Linked DNA regions of Homo sapiens: all the other regions are linked to region 1. A link is a contact called in ENCODE Hi-C or POLR2A ChIA-PET data. All regions are on one chromosome and are shown on one strand. The core of a region is the stretch at or near the end of the contact, and the rest is flanking DNA. Distances in the headings are between cores, read along the strand shown. Region 1 holds the start of ERCC2 (ERCC excision repair 2, TFIIH core complex helicase subunit). Region 2 holds the start of GEMIN7 (gem nuclear organelle associated protein 7). Region 3 holds the start of EML2-AS1 (EML2 antisense RNA 1).

The links. A loop is a pair of places that touch in the nucleus more often than their neighbours do. ChIA-PET counts read pairs that join two places held with the same protein, here RNA polymerase II (POLR2A). Pooled maps may share reads with other maps.
Region 2: a map with no recorded cell type shows a loop between it and region 1 (23-fold over the local background). The contact joins the promoter of GEMIN7 here to the promoter of ERCC2 in region 1. A Hi-C loop is called at or near these places in 3 of 37 single-sample maps with no recorded cell type and 7 of 50 pooled maps. POLR2A ChIA-PET finds 5 or more read pairs at or near these places in 3 of 52 experiments (AG04450, CD4-positive, alpha-beta T cell and OCI-LY7).
Region 3: a pooled map shows a loop between it and region 1 (9-fold over the local background). The contact joins the promoter of EML2-AS1 here to the promoter of ERCC2 in region 1. A Hi-C loop is called at or near these places in 8 of 50 pooled maps. POLR2A ChIA-PET finds 5 or more read pairs at or near these places in 3 of 52 experiments (A673, WTC11 and activated T-cell).

Annotation. Positions count from the first base shown.
Region 1 is chr19:45,369,323-45,374,206 of GRCh38, reverse strand. It overlaps ERCC2 (ERCC excision repair 2, TFIIH core complex helicase subunit), which reads left to right and starts at 3,634. Exons shown (of 23, transcript NM_000400.4): 1 at 3,634-3,671; 2 at 3,975-4,074. The coding sequence starts at 3,667. RefSeq lists enhancers at 3,341-3,420, 4,039-4,880.
Region 2 is chr19:45,075,626-45,080,509 of GRCh38, reverse strand. GEMIN7 (gem nuclear organelle associated protein 7) reads right to left here and starts at 1,250. Exons shown (of 3, transcript NM_024707.3): 1 at 1,133-1,250; 2 at 481-603. ZNF296 (zinc finger protein 296) reads left to right here and starts at 4,032. Exons shown (of 3, transcript NM_145288.3): 1 at 4,032-4,434; 2 at 4,648-4,797. The coding sequence starts at 4,137. RefSeq lists an enhancer at 236-1,003 and silencers at 1,173-1,432, 3,836-4,245, 4,336-4,575.
Region 3 is chr19:45,640,244-45,645,127 of GRCh38, reverse strand. EML2-AS1 (EML2 antisense RNA 1) reads right to left here and starts at 3,634. Exons shown (of 2, transcript NR_130729.1): 1 at 3,362-3,634; 2 at 2,288-2,903. It also overlaps a transcript of EML2 not described here. RefSeq lists enhancers at 1,598-1,647, 1,738-1,787, 2,378-2,637, 1,795-2,646, 3,168-3,227 and 2 more.

The DNA of each region.
Region 1 (4,884 bases), core at 2,385-4,884:
TTTTTTTTGAGACAGAGTCTTGCTTTGTCACCCAGGCTGGAGTACAGTGGCATGATCTTGGCTCACTGCAGCCTCTGCCTCCCGGGTTCCAGCAATTCTCCTGCCTCAGCCTCCCGGGTAGCTAGGATTACTGGTATGTGCTACCATGCTTTGCCAATTTTTGTATTTTTAGTAGAGACGGGATTTCACCATCTTGGCCAGGCTGGTCTCGAACTCCTGATCTCAGGTGATCTGCCCACCTCAGCCTCCCAAAGTGGTAGGATTACAGGTGTGAGCCACCATGCCGGGCCGAGAAGTTGACAATTGAGCAAAGAGCTGAGGGAGGTGAGTGTGTCAGCCACATGGCTATCAGGGGAAACAGCATTCCAGGCAGACAAAATAGCTGGTGCAAAGGCCCTGAGATGGGATGTGCTTGTTATGTTTTAGAGACAGCAAGGAGACCAGCATAGCTGAAACAAAATGAGCTGGGGGAGAGAGAGGAGGAGATCAGAGCAGTAAGGTGGGTTGGTATGGGGATGATGAGCAGTAAGCTAGTTACAGAGGACTCTGTAGGTGACAGTAAAGATTTTGGATCTGGGCTGGATGCAGAGGCTCACGCTTGTAATCCCAGTACTTTGGGAGGCTGAGGGAACAGGATGGCTTGAGCCCAATACCAGCCTGGGCAACATAGCGAGACCCTGTCAATAACAAAATATATTTTCTTCCTGTAGGAGATAGAAAAGTAAACATAAAAAAATTTATGTAAATAAATTAAGCCGGGCACAGTGGCTCACGTCTGTAATCCCACCACTTTGGGAGGCTGAGGTGGGAGAATTGCTTGAGCTCAGGAGTTCAACCAGCCTGGACAACATAGTGAGATACCCTCGTCTCTACAAAAAATTAAAAAAAATTAACCAGGCGTGGTGTCGTGTACCCGCAGTCCCAGCTACTCAGGAGGCTGAGGTGGGAGGATCACTTGAGCCCTGGAGGTCAAGGTGGCAATGAGCCAAATTCACACCACCATACTCCAGGCTGGGACAGAGCAAGACTCTGTCTCCAAAAATACAGCCGGGAAGGGTGGCTCACACCTGTAATCCCAGCACTTTGGGAGGCTGAAGTGGGTGGATCTTTTGAGGTCAGGAGTTTGAGGCCAGCCTGGCCAACATAGTGAAACCCCGTTTCTACTAAAAGTATAAAAATTAGCTGGGCAGTAGTGGTGCGCACCTGTAATCCCAGCTACTAGGGAGGCTGAGGCCAGAGAATTGCTTGAGCCTGGGTGGCAGAGGTTGCGGTGCGCTGAGATTGTGCCACTGTACTCCAGTCTGGGCGAAAGAGTGAGACCTTGTCTCAAAAATAAATAAATTAAGAATTAATTAATTTAAAAAAGAGATTTCGATCTGCCCCTGCCTTCCCCTCCAGCTGCCCTTTCTCTGCTCCCTGTGCTCAACTCAGAGCTCCACCCCCACAGGCTTCCTTTCAGCACTCACAGGCCTCAGCTTTCTTCTGGCCTAGAGCTTTTGTGTATGATGGTCTCTCTCCCTGGAACACCTTTCTCACTTCTCTCATCCATCCCCTCTTGCTGGTTGATCTCTTCTAATTATTTTCTGGCTCTACTCAAACCTCGCTTCTTCCACGAAGCCTTCTCTGATCACTTGGCCAACACTCACACCCCACAGTTGACAGTAGACATCCTGTCATAATAAGTCTTTTTTTTTTTTCTTTTTCTGGGACGGAGTCTTGCTCTGTCACGCAGGCTGGAGTGCAGTGGCGTGATCTTGGCTCACTTCTGCCTCCTGGGTTCAAGCAATTCTCCTGCTTTAGCCTCCCGAGTAGATGGGATTACAGATGCATGCCACTATGCCTGGCTTTTTTTTTTTTTTTTTTTTTTTTAGTAGAGATAGGGTTTCACCATGTTGACCAGGCTGGTCTTGAACTCCTGACCTCGTGATCCATCTGCCTTGGCCTCCCAAAGTGCTGGGATTACAGGCATGAGCCACTGCACCCAGCCCATAATCAATCTTTATGGTGACTTGAAGTTTTCCTTCACAGCACTTTTGTACTTGTGATTATACACGTGCGCACACACACACACACACACACACACACACACATTTGAGATAGGTTTTCACTCCTGTTGCCCAGGCTGGAGTGCAGTGGCACAATCACTGCCCATTGCAACCTCTGCCTCCCAGGCCCAGGTGATTCTCCCACCTCAGCCTCCTGAGTATCTGGGACTACAGGTGCACGCCACCACGCCCAGCTAATTTTTGCATTTTTTGTAGAGACGGGTTTTCACCATGTTGCCCAGGCTGGTCTCTAGCTCCTGAGCTCAAGCAATGTACTCGCCTTGGCCTTCCAAAGTGTTGGAACCACAGGCACGAGCCACCACTCCAGGCTGTAATCATATATTCATTTGTATATTTAATATCTGTTCTTTGAGGCCAGGCCTGGTGCCTCACCCCTGTAATCCCAACAATTTGAAAGGCTGAGGGGAGAGGATCACTTGAACCTGCGAGTTTAACCAGCCTGGGCAACGTGGTGAGACCTCGTCTCTAAAAAAATTTAAAAAATAAAACTTAGCTGGGCTTGGTGGTGCACACCTGTGGTCCCAGCTACTCTGGAAGCTGAGGTGGGAGGATCGCTTGAGCCCAAGAGGTGGAGGCTGCAGTGAGCTGTGACTGTGCCACTGCACTCCAGCCTTGGCGACAGAGAAAGACCCTGTCTCAAGGAAAAAAATCTGTTCTTTGAGGGCAGGTGCTGAGGCTGTCATGGTCACCTTTCTGTTCCCAGGGGCCAGCACAGGATCAGACACATGGTAGATGCCACATAGCTATTTGTTGAAGAAACAAACAAAAGCTAGCATTTATGTTTTATTTATTAGTTATTATTATTAATATTTGAAATGGAGTTTCGCTTTTGTTGCCCAGGCTAGAGTGCGACGGCGCCATCTCTGCTCACTGCAACCTCTGCCTCCCAGGTTCAAGCAATTCTCCTGCTTCAGCCTCCCGAGTAGCTGGGATTACAAGCATTTGCCAGCACGCCCGGCTAATTTTGTATCTTTAGTAGAGACAGGTTTTCTCCATGTTGGTCAGGCTGGTCTTGAACTCCCGACCTCAGGTGATCCACCTGCCTCAGCCTCCCAAAGTGCTGGGATTACAGGCTTGAGCCACCGCGCCCGGCCTGCAAAGCCATTTCTAACTCTTGGGCCCAGAAAGGATCACCAATTTCCCTGTCATTCTCCGTTAGACTATTCGCTACTGAGACGATTTTTTTTTTTTTTTGAGACGAGGTGGAGGGGCGGGGGTTCTCGCTATCTTGCTCAAGCTGATCTCGAACTCCTGGGTTCGATCAATACTCAGACAATCTTGGCAGGCGCAGGAGGACCAAATTCTAGTGAATGAGATCGAGTCTCTCGGCTCTTTCCCTTCCATGTTTTCTTTTTGATTGGCCCTCGACGATCCTCAGTGACGCCTCCCGCACCGCCTCACCCGAGAGTCAGCCGCCCTCGCTTTTCCGTGCGCACGCGCAGTATCCCGATTGGCTCTGCCCTAGCGGATTGACGGGCAGGTTAGCCAATGGTCTCGTAATATAGGTGGAGCGAGCCCTCGAGGATGTCCACGACCCGGCCTCTCGCTGAATATTCATGAGGGAGGCGGGTCGACCCCGCTGCACAGTCCGGCCGGCGCCATGAAGTGAGAAGGGGGCTGGGGGTCGCGCTCGCTAGCGGGCGCGGGGGGTCTTGAAGATGGGGTCATCGGTGGGCGCGCCTGGGTCCCCAAGGGGGCGAGGGGAGGGTGAAGGGGTGGGACGGGGGCAGCCGCAGGGAGCAGCAGTGATAGCGAGGAGACACTGAGGGGGCCCCGAGGCTCCTGAGGACCTGAGGGTTACCGGGGGCGCCGGGCCCGTCACCCTTCTCTGGGCTCGACGACCGGGCACTGTGGAGGCGGGAGAGGGGCTGAGGGGACGGGAACTGACCCAGCAGCCCCTGCCGCCAGGCTCAACGTGGACGGGCTCCTGGTCTACTTCCCGTACGACTACATCTACCCCGAGCAGTTCTCCTACATGCGGGAGCTCAAACGCACGCTGGACGCCAAGGTGGGTGGCCGGTGGGCCCGACCCGCCCACTCGACCGGTGGGGCTGCCACGCCTGGGCCTAAGACAGATTGCAGGACGTCTGGATTTTAGAAGTCCGAGGTCCCTGGGAATCCAGGACCCCATAATCTTCCGTTATCTAAAACAATAATGGTGAATAGGCTGGGCGCGGTGGCTCGCGCCTGTAATCCCAGAGCTTTGGGAGGACGAGGCGGGCGGATCACTTGAGGTCAGGAGTTGGAGACCAGCCTGGCCAACACGGTGAAACCCCGTCTGTACTAAAAATACAAAAATTAGCCAGGTGTGGTGGCGGGCGCCTGTAATCCCACCTACTCGGGAGGCTGAGGCAGGAGGATCGCTTGAGGCCAGGAGTTGGAGGCTGCAGTGAGCCATGATTGTGCCACTGCATTCCAGCCTGGGCAATAGTGACACTTGTCTCTTAAAAAAGAAGGGAGAAAAGTTCACTATATATCAGCTACTGTGCCAAATATTTAACCTGCAATTTCTCACAATCCTCATAGTCATGTTATGAGGAAGGTTTTATTATTAGGCCCATTTTATTTTATTTATTTATTTTTGAGATTGAATTACAGGTGCGCGCCACCACATCTGGCTAATTTTTTGTATTTTTAGTAGAGACGGGGTTTCACCTTGTTGGCCCAGCTGGTCTTGAACTTCTGACCTCAGGTGGTTCACCTGCCTCAGCCTCCCAAAGTGCTGGGATTACAGGTGTGAGCCACCACGCCTGGCTTTAGGCTCATTTTAGAGATAGGGATACTGAGGTCTGGGGAGGTGAAGGTACTTGCCTAAGAC
Region 2 (4,884 bases), core at 1-2,500, 290 kb after region 1:
CAGCTACGCAGGAGGCTGAGGCAGGAGAATCCCTTGAACCAGGGAGACGGAGGTTGCAGTGAGCGGAGATCACGCCTCTGCACCCCAGCCTGGGCCACAGAGTGAGACTCTGTTTCAAAAAAAAAAAAAAAAAAATCATTTCCTTGGTGCAAGCTGGAGGGTGGAGGAAGAGGGAGCAAACTCTGGTCCTCACCCGTGCCCCATGTAGAAAGGCAGACTGTGGAGCCAAGGTGTGACCTGATAAGAAACTGGTTTAAGAAAGATCACACAGGGTGTGCCCAGGAGGGTAGAGGCAGGCGTTATCCATTGTCCCTGGTGACCTGGCCCCAGAGGCCTTTATCCTTTCAGTCTCCAAGGCAAGGATTTCCGAAGGTTTCAGGGAAAAATGCCCAAGCCCATCCCCCACGACTTGAAAAACTAGTCTGTTAGATTCAAGAGCCCAACACTTAGGTCAATGGCAGGGGCAGGGGTTTCACAGACCTCCCTCCTGGTGGCCCCGGTGCTCCAGAGAGGAGATCAGCTCAGTGGACAAACATTTGGCCAACTCTTCACAATTGCCAGGGTGTGGAACCAGCTGAGTTGTCAACAGAGAAGCCGCCAGACCTAATTAATTAACCAAGGTGTTGACGTGTCCACAGACACACACACACATACAGACATCATCGGCTGCTGAATCTTGATGCAAATTAGCTAAATGGGGCCACCCGAGAGGGTCAGAACCCCAAGCACAGAATCTCTCCCCTCCCCTTCTCCCCTGGGGCCGGTCAGTTTCCTTTCAATTCCGCCCTGACCACCCATTGCTCTCCTTTTCTTATACTAAGTAGGTCCTCCCGGCCCCCAGGCGTCCACTCCCCACACCGCCCTGGGCGTTCGGACTGGACCTTCTTCCCACCTCCAGGCTCAGACTGAGCGAGCGATTCCGCTCCAGGTAAAGCGGGATGACTGCCACCGATGCTTCTGTTATCGTGGCCATTTATTATTTTCCGGAGGGGAAGTTTTTCTCCTTCTCCCTTCTCCTCACCCCACCCGCGTGGGGCATTCCCGCTGCCGGCGATCGGGATCAAACAGTCCCTGATAGGAGCGTCTGGGGACCAGAACGTCCCTCCAGCCGGCGCTGCAGGCGCGGTCCTACCTCTTTCCGTCACTCAGGGCGTTGCACTGGGGTGAGCGTCCAGAGCTGGGGCCGGGGAGAGGGAACCTGCTGGCGACCCCCCACCACCTTGTACTCACCGAGGTCCGCGGCTACTGGTGTCCCCACTTCCGCCGGCGCCCCCGCTGCAGAGGCCCGGGCAGGCCGCAAGCCGCGGAGCCTGGGTTCCGCCCGCGCCGCCGCCACTGCCCCACGTGGTCGCGGGCTGGCTCGCAGGCTTGGAAGCCAGCACAGCCCGGGTCGCCACCTGGCCCGCGGCTTTGCGGGGCACTTGGGACCGATCTTCCTGCCTGCGAGTTGGGGGCGTCTGGGATGCCCATTTTAGGCAGGAAGAAACTGAGGTTCAGAGAGGGGAAGACTTCCTCCCTGCTGGGTTAAGGGCAGAGCTCGGTCTTTGCATCCCCATCCCCCTACACATACCCACTCCTAACCCCTTGCTTCCAGTGGGAACCCCCGCTCCTCTACAGGAAACCTGGAGATCATGGTTTCAGATGCCGCATACTAAGAAAGTAGCTGGGCTGGATCAGAGGCGGTCATTTTGTCCTCCAGCTCTCCCTGCAGTCCCATTTTACAAAGGGGGAAACTGAGGCCTTGAATGGGGAATATGAACCTCCCTATTCCAGGCCCAGTCAGAATTCACTTTCTCCTTGCGGGGTCCTCTTTACGCAGGGATCCTGTGGGCCTTTGCTTTCCACTAGATCACCAAGGCCTAGTGCCAGGTACACAATTTGGTGCTCTGCAAATATCTGTTGAAAGAATATCATCAGACACATAGTAGGTGCGCAATAAATATTTGTTGACTTAACTATGAACGAGTAGGGGTTGTATTTATGAACAAGACAGACTCCCATCCTGCCTCCTAGAACCTACGTTCTAGTGGGGGTAGAAGGGACAGAATAGGGTAAAATGAGCAAATATGTAAACAAGATCCTTCAGGGTTTGATCAAAGTGATGTATAAAGAATAAAATAGGCCGGGCACGGTGGCTCACGCCTGTAATTCCAGCACTTTGGGAGGCTGAGGCGGGTGGATCACCTGAGGTCAGGAGTTCGAGACCAGCCTGGCCAACATGGTGAAACCCTGTCTCTACTAAAAATAGAAAAATTAGCCGGGCATCTGTAATCCCAGCTACTCCGGAGGCTCAGGCAGGAGAATCACTTGAACCCGGGAGGCGGAGGTTGCAGTGAGCTGAGGTCGTGCCACTGCACTCCAGCCTGGGCAACAAGAGTGAAACTCCATCTCAAAAAAAAAAAAAAAAAAAAAGAGTAAAATAAGGGCAATGGGATAGTGGGTGGCTGGGTTGCCATGGAACTTAAAATTGGGTGGTCTGAGGCTGAGTGCAGTGTCTCACACCTGTAATCTCAGCACTTTGGGATGCTGAAGCAGGAGGAGCGCTTCAAGCCAAGAGTTTCAGACCAACCAGGGCAACAAAGCGAGTCCCTGTCTCTATTTAAAAATAATTTTTTTTGAAAAATTAAAAATTACAAAAAAAAAAAGGGTGATCAGAGGAGGCGGCAGTGAAGAAGAAACCACCTCAGATAACCCTCTAGTTCCAACCTGCCCTACCTCCTTTGACAGATGGAGAAAGTGAGATCCAAGAGGGAACTGGGGACAGATGGAGGTCATGGAGTGTAATTTGCAAGGCCTTCAGCAGGGTGGGGCTACTTTAGATACTGTTGGTCAGGGCCCTCTGCTCTCAGGAGGACAATGGAACCCAGACCTGAATAACAATGTGCAGAACTCCAAGAGATCAGCATCTGAAATCAGCATCTGGGCTGAGGACAGCTGGGGGAGGACAGGTTCTTGCCCTGACCTCAGGGGGCTTGCATTGGGTGGGGGAGAGGACAGTCCACAAGCCGTTCTATACTGTCGTGCAGTCGGTGCCAGGAAGAAAAGAATACTCATCAGGGATTGAGGGTGGGGCAGGGTGTCGATGCCACTTCAAACAGTGAGCAGACAGAACTGCTTAGGGGAGGGAAGTTCAAGGAGGCGGAGTGGAGGCAGGTGAGCTGCTTGGCTATTTGGTTTTAATGGCGACTTCTGGTCTAGGAACAGAGTCGATGTGTATGATTACAGTCCTCCTCTGCTCAAAACCCTCCTAAGGCTCCGGTCTCAGGAAAACCAAAAGACCTTAAAGCGATCAAAAGATTGCTTGGATCTGCCCCCATATTTTCACTGAACTCAATCCCCAACCCGTATTGCCTCTCCCTTTCCTTGTAATTCCTCAATGCCCAGGCCCACTGGCTGGGCTTCCTTCCCTCCAGCCTCAGCTCCACCATGCCCTTTCCCATCATAGGGGAGAAAATTGAATCCCTCAACCCCAGTAACCCTCTCCGCCTTTCCAGCTTTCTTTTGCTCCATGGCACTGGTCATCATGAAGGGCCATCTATATTTTACGTAATTATGTTTATAGTGTCTTCCCCCACCGTCTGAACTCCGTGCAAACAAAGATTATCTTCTGTTTATTCCCTCCTGTATTCTCAGGGCTTCAAACAGAGCCTGGCGCACAGGAGGCACTCAGTGAATGCTTGCAAAATGAATTTTTATTGTAATGCATTTAATGAAATAGCCCAGATTACTATCAGGCACCTAATAAGAAACGTGACCGACTATTTTTCTCGCTTGGGGGTGCGTGTGGGCATGCCGTGTCTCAGTTTCACCCGCCCTAAAACGGGATCAGGGATAGCTGTTTCAATGCCTTGTGGGAACTCGGTGTGATTAAATTTGGTCACTAAGCCAAACGCACGGGACACTGCCTAGATTGAGTTAGGCCGCCGTCAGGGCCCCAGCAGGGCGGCTCGGTCCCCTCCCATGAGCCCCGCCCTGGTAGGCGGAGCCACGGGCCCGGCCAGCACGTGTAAGAGTTCGCGGCGGGTCGCCGCAGTCACTCACCTGAGCGCGCACGGTCCGCGCGTCCTCCGCTCGTGCGTCCTCCGCCCGCCCGCCTGCCTGCCTGCCCGCCCGCTCGCTCGCCCGGCCCGCGACTCATGTCCCGCCGCAAGGCCGGCAGCGCGCCCCGCCGAGTAGAGCCCGCGCCCGCCGCCAACCCAGACGACGAGATGGAAATGCAGGACCTCGTCATCGAACTCAAGCCCGAGCCAGACGCGCAGCCCCAACAGGCCCCAAGGCTGGGGCCCTTCTCCCCGAAGGAGGTGTCCTCGGCGGGGCGGTTCGGCGGCGAACCCCACCACTCCCCTGGCCCCATGCCCGCCGGGGCCGCCCTCCTCGCCCTCGGCCCGCGGAACCCGTGGACCCTGTGGACGCCGTTGACCCCGAACTATCCCGGTGAGCACCCCGGGCCCTGGGCCCAGCCTCCCTTACCTTTGACCCTCGGGTGGGACCCTTCCCTTTGGGCATGGGCCCCTCGCCCTGCCTTATCTCCTTCGCCCCGTCCTGCCCCTCAGGCCCCCTTCTGACCTTCGGTTTCCCCTCTCCTTCAGCACCCTCAGCCCCCATCCTGGCCCCACCCCACGCTCACCACCCGCTTCCTCCCTGCAGACCGCCAGCCCTGGACCGACAAACACCCAGATCTGTTGACCTGCGGCCGCTGCCTGCAGACCTTCCCGTTGGAGGCCATCACTGCCTTCATGGACCACAAGAAGCTGGGCTGTCAGCTCTTCAGAGGCCCCAGCCGCGGCCAGGGCTCAGGTGAGTAAAGCCGGGTGCAGTCCCCCTCTCAAGTTCGAGGGCTGGGCTTCCTGCTGGAAAGGGGCTGGGCTGGACGGCAGGGCACTG
Region 3 (4,884 bases), core at 2,385-4,884, 270 kb before region 1:
AGCAAGGTCCCTGGTCCCCAAAACCTAGATCCCAGCCCCCCATCCACTTGGATCCTTCTGTACTCCCGAGGTGGCTAGACGGAGAGGAGAGAAGGGGGCAGAACCCGAAGGAACCTGGGATTGGAAGGGGGAACGGCCTGGGGGTCGATTGGGCCTGGAACTCTGCCCTTTCTCTCTCCCCTCAAGCTTCTGGAATGCTCCCCTATCTCCATAGCAGGGGGACAGACAGAGGGGGTGGGGGTGGATTTGGTGTTGAGTTGAGGGCAGAGTGTGGGACTGGAAAGGGACGGCCAGAGGACTTTGCTTCTAGGATACCTCCCAAATCCTCTGGCCCTGGCCCTCCCATGCATTAGCACCATCCCTTCTCCCTAGACAAATGGGTGTGATACCAGAAGGACCACTGTGGGTGTCGGGCTCAGGTGAGGGGAGATAGGAGAAGAGGGGAGTTGGGAGGGAAAAGTGGGAAGTGAGGCCTGGTCTCTGGGAAAAGGCTGAGGATGGGGGGATGGTCAGGAGGGAGCGGAGGGCTTGAGTCACAGGGATGGGGATGGTGGAGGTGTGGGGGTTGGTAGGATGGGCTGGCCAAGGCCTGACAGTGCAGCTGGCCTCTCTGGGTGGGGCAGAAGGGTCAAGATGAAAGCACCTCTATTAACTCAGTTTGGAGGTTCAGTCCTCTGGGCACACACCCTAGTGCCAGGGACCACTGGAATTGGCAGGGGACCCAGAATGCTTATTTTGTCCTCCTCTGTCCCTCTAAGAGCCAGAATGACAGGGTGGCCATTCCTGTTGAGTATGGGTTCTTCCATTGAACGGCTGTGTGTCCGTGTAACAAGTAACGTCACCTTTCTGGGCTTCAGTAACCTTCCTCCTCCTCTCCTCCTAAAATGGATTATGCTACTACAACTACTAGAGTTGCCAAAAGCATTAGGTATCATAAAAATAGTTAATCCTATTCTGGATTTATCGAGCATCAACATGAGCCGGGAACGTGCTAAATGTTTTGCGTGAGCAGTGCCTGGCACATGTAAGCTCACAGTAACAGATGCCATTTTTCTGGTCGTATAATTAATGGTAGGTAGGACCAGGCTGAGCACAGGAGGTGATTGGGTCCCCAGCCCCCACCTACGGGCTGAGTGATCTTTGGCGTGTCTCTGCACACTCCTACTAGCCTCCTTCCTTAGTTTCCCGTCTGCAAAACGTGATGCCAACAAGACCCCTAGAGGTTTCCCCCTGTTACGAGTTCTAAGTCCTGACGGCTCACTCCTTCTGACCTCAGGAGGCTCCCACCTCCCTCTGCAGGTCCAGGCACCGGACCTGGGAGGCGCTGAGTGGGGGGCAGGGCGGGCAAGCCTCGGCAGGCGATTGGGCTACGAAGGGAAGGAGGGAGGAGCGGCGGCTGCACTGCGGAGCCCAGAGGGCCAGCTGCGCGGCCTGTGGACGCGGGATGGCAGGGGCGAGCTCCACGCCCTGTCCCCGTCTAAGCTACCACCTTTACTTCCACCAGGCTGGGAACCAGGGCTTCCTTGGTTGTGGTCAGCAATGAGTCTGGGTATGAGTATTCTGCGGGAAAAGGGGGAGAGGGGCCACTTCGGTCTCCGCCCCTCCCACTTTGGGAAAATGAGCGGGGTTGGGGGGGCGACTCGGGGAGTCATTTTGGCTGCACCCATAGGCTGGAGAGCCAAATCTGGGGCGCGGGGTACAGAGGCGAAATAAAGAAGGGGAACAGAAAAGAGGAATGCCTGCTGGGGAAGAGTTTGGTTGTCAATCCGGTCTGCATCTCCCTTGGGTCTTCTGGGTCTGCCATGCGCTGCCTGCAACCCCCAAGTCCGCCGCCAGGGGCCGCCGAAGCTCTGTCCTTGCAGCTGGCTCTAGGGTCGAACCCCAGGGTGAGGAGAGGAGGGGAAACGGGGAGGCTAGGCATGACCTTTTGGCTTGGAAAGTCTTAGAAACAGTGAAGAGACGTTGGTATTCATAACAGAATCTTCGTCGGAGGATGTTGGGGATCAATTCTAGAACTTTAGTGTCATTAGGAGTAGGTTGGTGTCATTTTGCAAATGCTCTTATCACTCATAGATACTTAACGTCTTAGTCATAAAATCAAAGAATCTTTTTTTTCTTTTTCTTTTTTCTTTTTTTTTTTTTTGAGACGGAGTCTCGCTTTGTGGCCAGGCTGGAGTGCAGTGGCGCGATCTTGGCTCACGGCAACCTCCGACCCCCCGGGTTCAAGCGATTCCCGTCTCAGCCTCCGGAGTAGCTGGGACTACAGGCACGCGCCACCACGCCCGGCTTTTTTTTAAATTTTATTTTATTTTTAATTTAATTTTATTTTAGTAGAGACGGGGTTTCACCATGTTGGCCAGGATGGTCTCGATCTCCTGACCTCGTGATACGCCCGCCTCGGCCTCCCAAAGTGCTGGGGTTACAGGCGTGAGCCACTGCGCCTGGTCACGTCTTAGTCATAGCATCTTAAAGCCAGAGCGAGAGGCTCCTGGGTTCACAGACTCTTAGAAAATAAGAGGGAAGGGACTTCCCCAAGGTCACACGGCCAGCGCGCTGTGGCAGAGAGGAGTGTGCGGATGGGTTGGAGAGCTGTGGGGATTTCCTTCCCCCTTCAGAGTCCTCTTCCTTGGCTCATGTCCAAGTGTCCCAGCCCCAGGTAGCGGGACAGGAAAGGGGCGTGGCTGGCCCCCCGCTTAGACCCAGGAAGGCGGGAGGGACCCCTTGGGCACTGGAGCTCCTGGGTGGCCCTGCAGCCGGCACTCCCCCGTCTTCCAGATGACAATTTGTCGGGCACGAGCGGTATGGAAGTGGACGACCGCGTGTCGGCGCTGGAGCAGCGGCTGCAGTTACAGGAAGACGAGCTGGCGGTCCTAAAGGCGGCGCTGGCGGATGCTCTGCGTCGCCTGCGGGCATGCGAAGAACAGGGAGCGGCGCTACGCGCGCGGGGCACCCCCAAGGGCCGGGCGCCTCCGCGCTTAGGCACCACTGCCTCGGGTATCCCCGTTAGACTGGAGGGGTGGGATGGGGAGGACCGGGGCCTGGTCCTTATACTCACCCTCTTCTGTCCCCTAACCCCATCCCTCCAGTGTGTCAGCTCTTGAAAGGCCTTCCCACCAGGACGCCCCTTAATGGCTCGGGACCCCCGCGGCGCGTGGGTGGCTATGCCACGTCCCCATCCTCTCCCAAGAAGGAGGCGACCTCCGGGCGCAGGTAAGGCACAAGGCCGGGACCCCCAGCCTCTTCCAAGACCTCGTGGGAGACAGAGGTGGTTTGTTTGCCTGAGCTCCAGCAGCAGAGGGTGCAGGGAGAATCTCGCTTGCTCACGGCACTCGCCTGCTGGCCTAGAAGGCTCTGCCCCCACCTGTGTGCTCTCTTTTAGCAGTGTCCGCCGCTACTTGTCACCAGAGCGCCTCGCCTCGGTGCGCCGTGAGGACCCCCGCAGCCGGACCACATCCTCCAGCAGCAACTGTAGCGCCAAAAAGGAAGGGTAAGGACTGGGGCGGCGTCAAGCCGCAGAAAGAGATAGGGAGGAAATGGTCGAGAAATGTAGTCATGCCCCAGGCCACGAGGTCGTAACCTAGAGTGGGGCCAGCTAGTTCAAAAGCGGGGACGGTGCCAGAGCCTTGGAGGGACCAATCTTGAGGTGGCACGGTAACAGTGGAAGGTCTGGGAGGGCGGAGTCAATATTGAGGGGCGTGGCCAGAGTTTTTAGAAGCTGGACGGTCAGGTCTACTGGGTGAGGAAGTCAGGGAGGAGCTTGGCTTATGGGCGTGGTTATTAAGGTACAGGAGAGGCCCCGTTGAGTTTCAGGGATGAAGTCAAGGCAGCAGCCACAGAGTTTCTACAAGGAAAGAGGGAGTCTGAGGAATTTAAGGGTGCAGCCACAGTGTTCGCCTGGGCGAAATTAAAATCTGGGGTACGGAGTAACAGAGGCTGAGACCAGGTGGAGGCATTCCAGATTCCAGAAGCTTTGACATCAAAATCGGGGGGCACTGCCAGGTTGAAAAGGGCGTGGCTTAAAGGTTGGGCGGGGCCGTAGGGGCGTGGTCAAATGCCAAGAGGTGCAGCCAACTTGGAGGCCTCGAAGGTATTCACATAAGGAATACGTGAAAATGGACGTAATCAGAATGCCTGGCGGGCCGGAGAAGGAGCGTTGGCGGGAGGTAGCAGTCAATTCTCAAGCAACTGAGTCAACTCAGGGACAGGGTTAGAAGGGAGGCTCAGAATGACAGGCGTGGTCAACTCCAGAGGCGGGGCCATACTGAAGATCTGGACAGAGTCAAAAACTAAGGCTATATAATTCTAGCAGTTTGGGAGGCGGAGGCGGGAATCATCGCTTGAGCTCAGGAGTTCGAGACCAGGCTGGGCAAAATAGCGAGCCCTCGTCTTTACTAAAAATGAAAATAAATTAGGCCTGGCGCGGTGGCTCACGCCTGTAATCCCAGCACTTCGGGAGGCCTAGGCGGGTGGATCACAAGGTCAAGAGATCGAGACCATCCTGGCCAACATGGTGAAACCCCCTGTCTATTAATAATACAAAAATGGGCGTGGTGGCGCGTGCCTGTAGTCCCAGCTACTCGGGAGGCTGAGGCAGGAGAATCACTTCAACCCGGGAGGCGGAGGTTGCAGTGAGCTGAGATCGCGCCACTGCACTCCAGCCTGCTGACAGAGCAAGACTCCGTTAAACAAACAAACAAAAAACAAAAAACAAAAAACAAAAAAAAAAAGAGAGAGAAAGAAAATAGCCGGGCGTGCTGGCCTTCGCTTGTAGACCCAGCTACTTGGGAGGCTGCGGCAGGAGGCTCACTTAAGCCTAGGAAATTCGAGGTTTCAGTGAGCCATGATCACGCCATTGCACTCCAGTTTGGTCGACAGAGCCACACC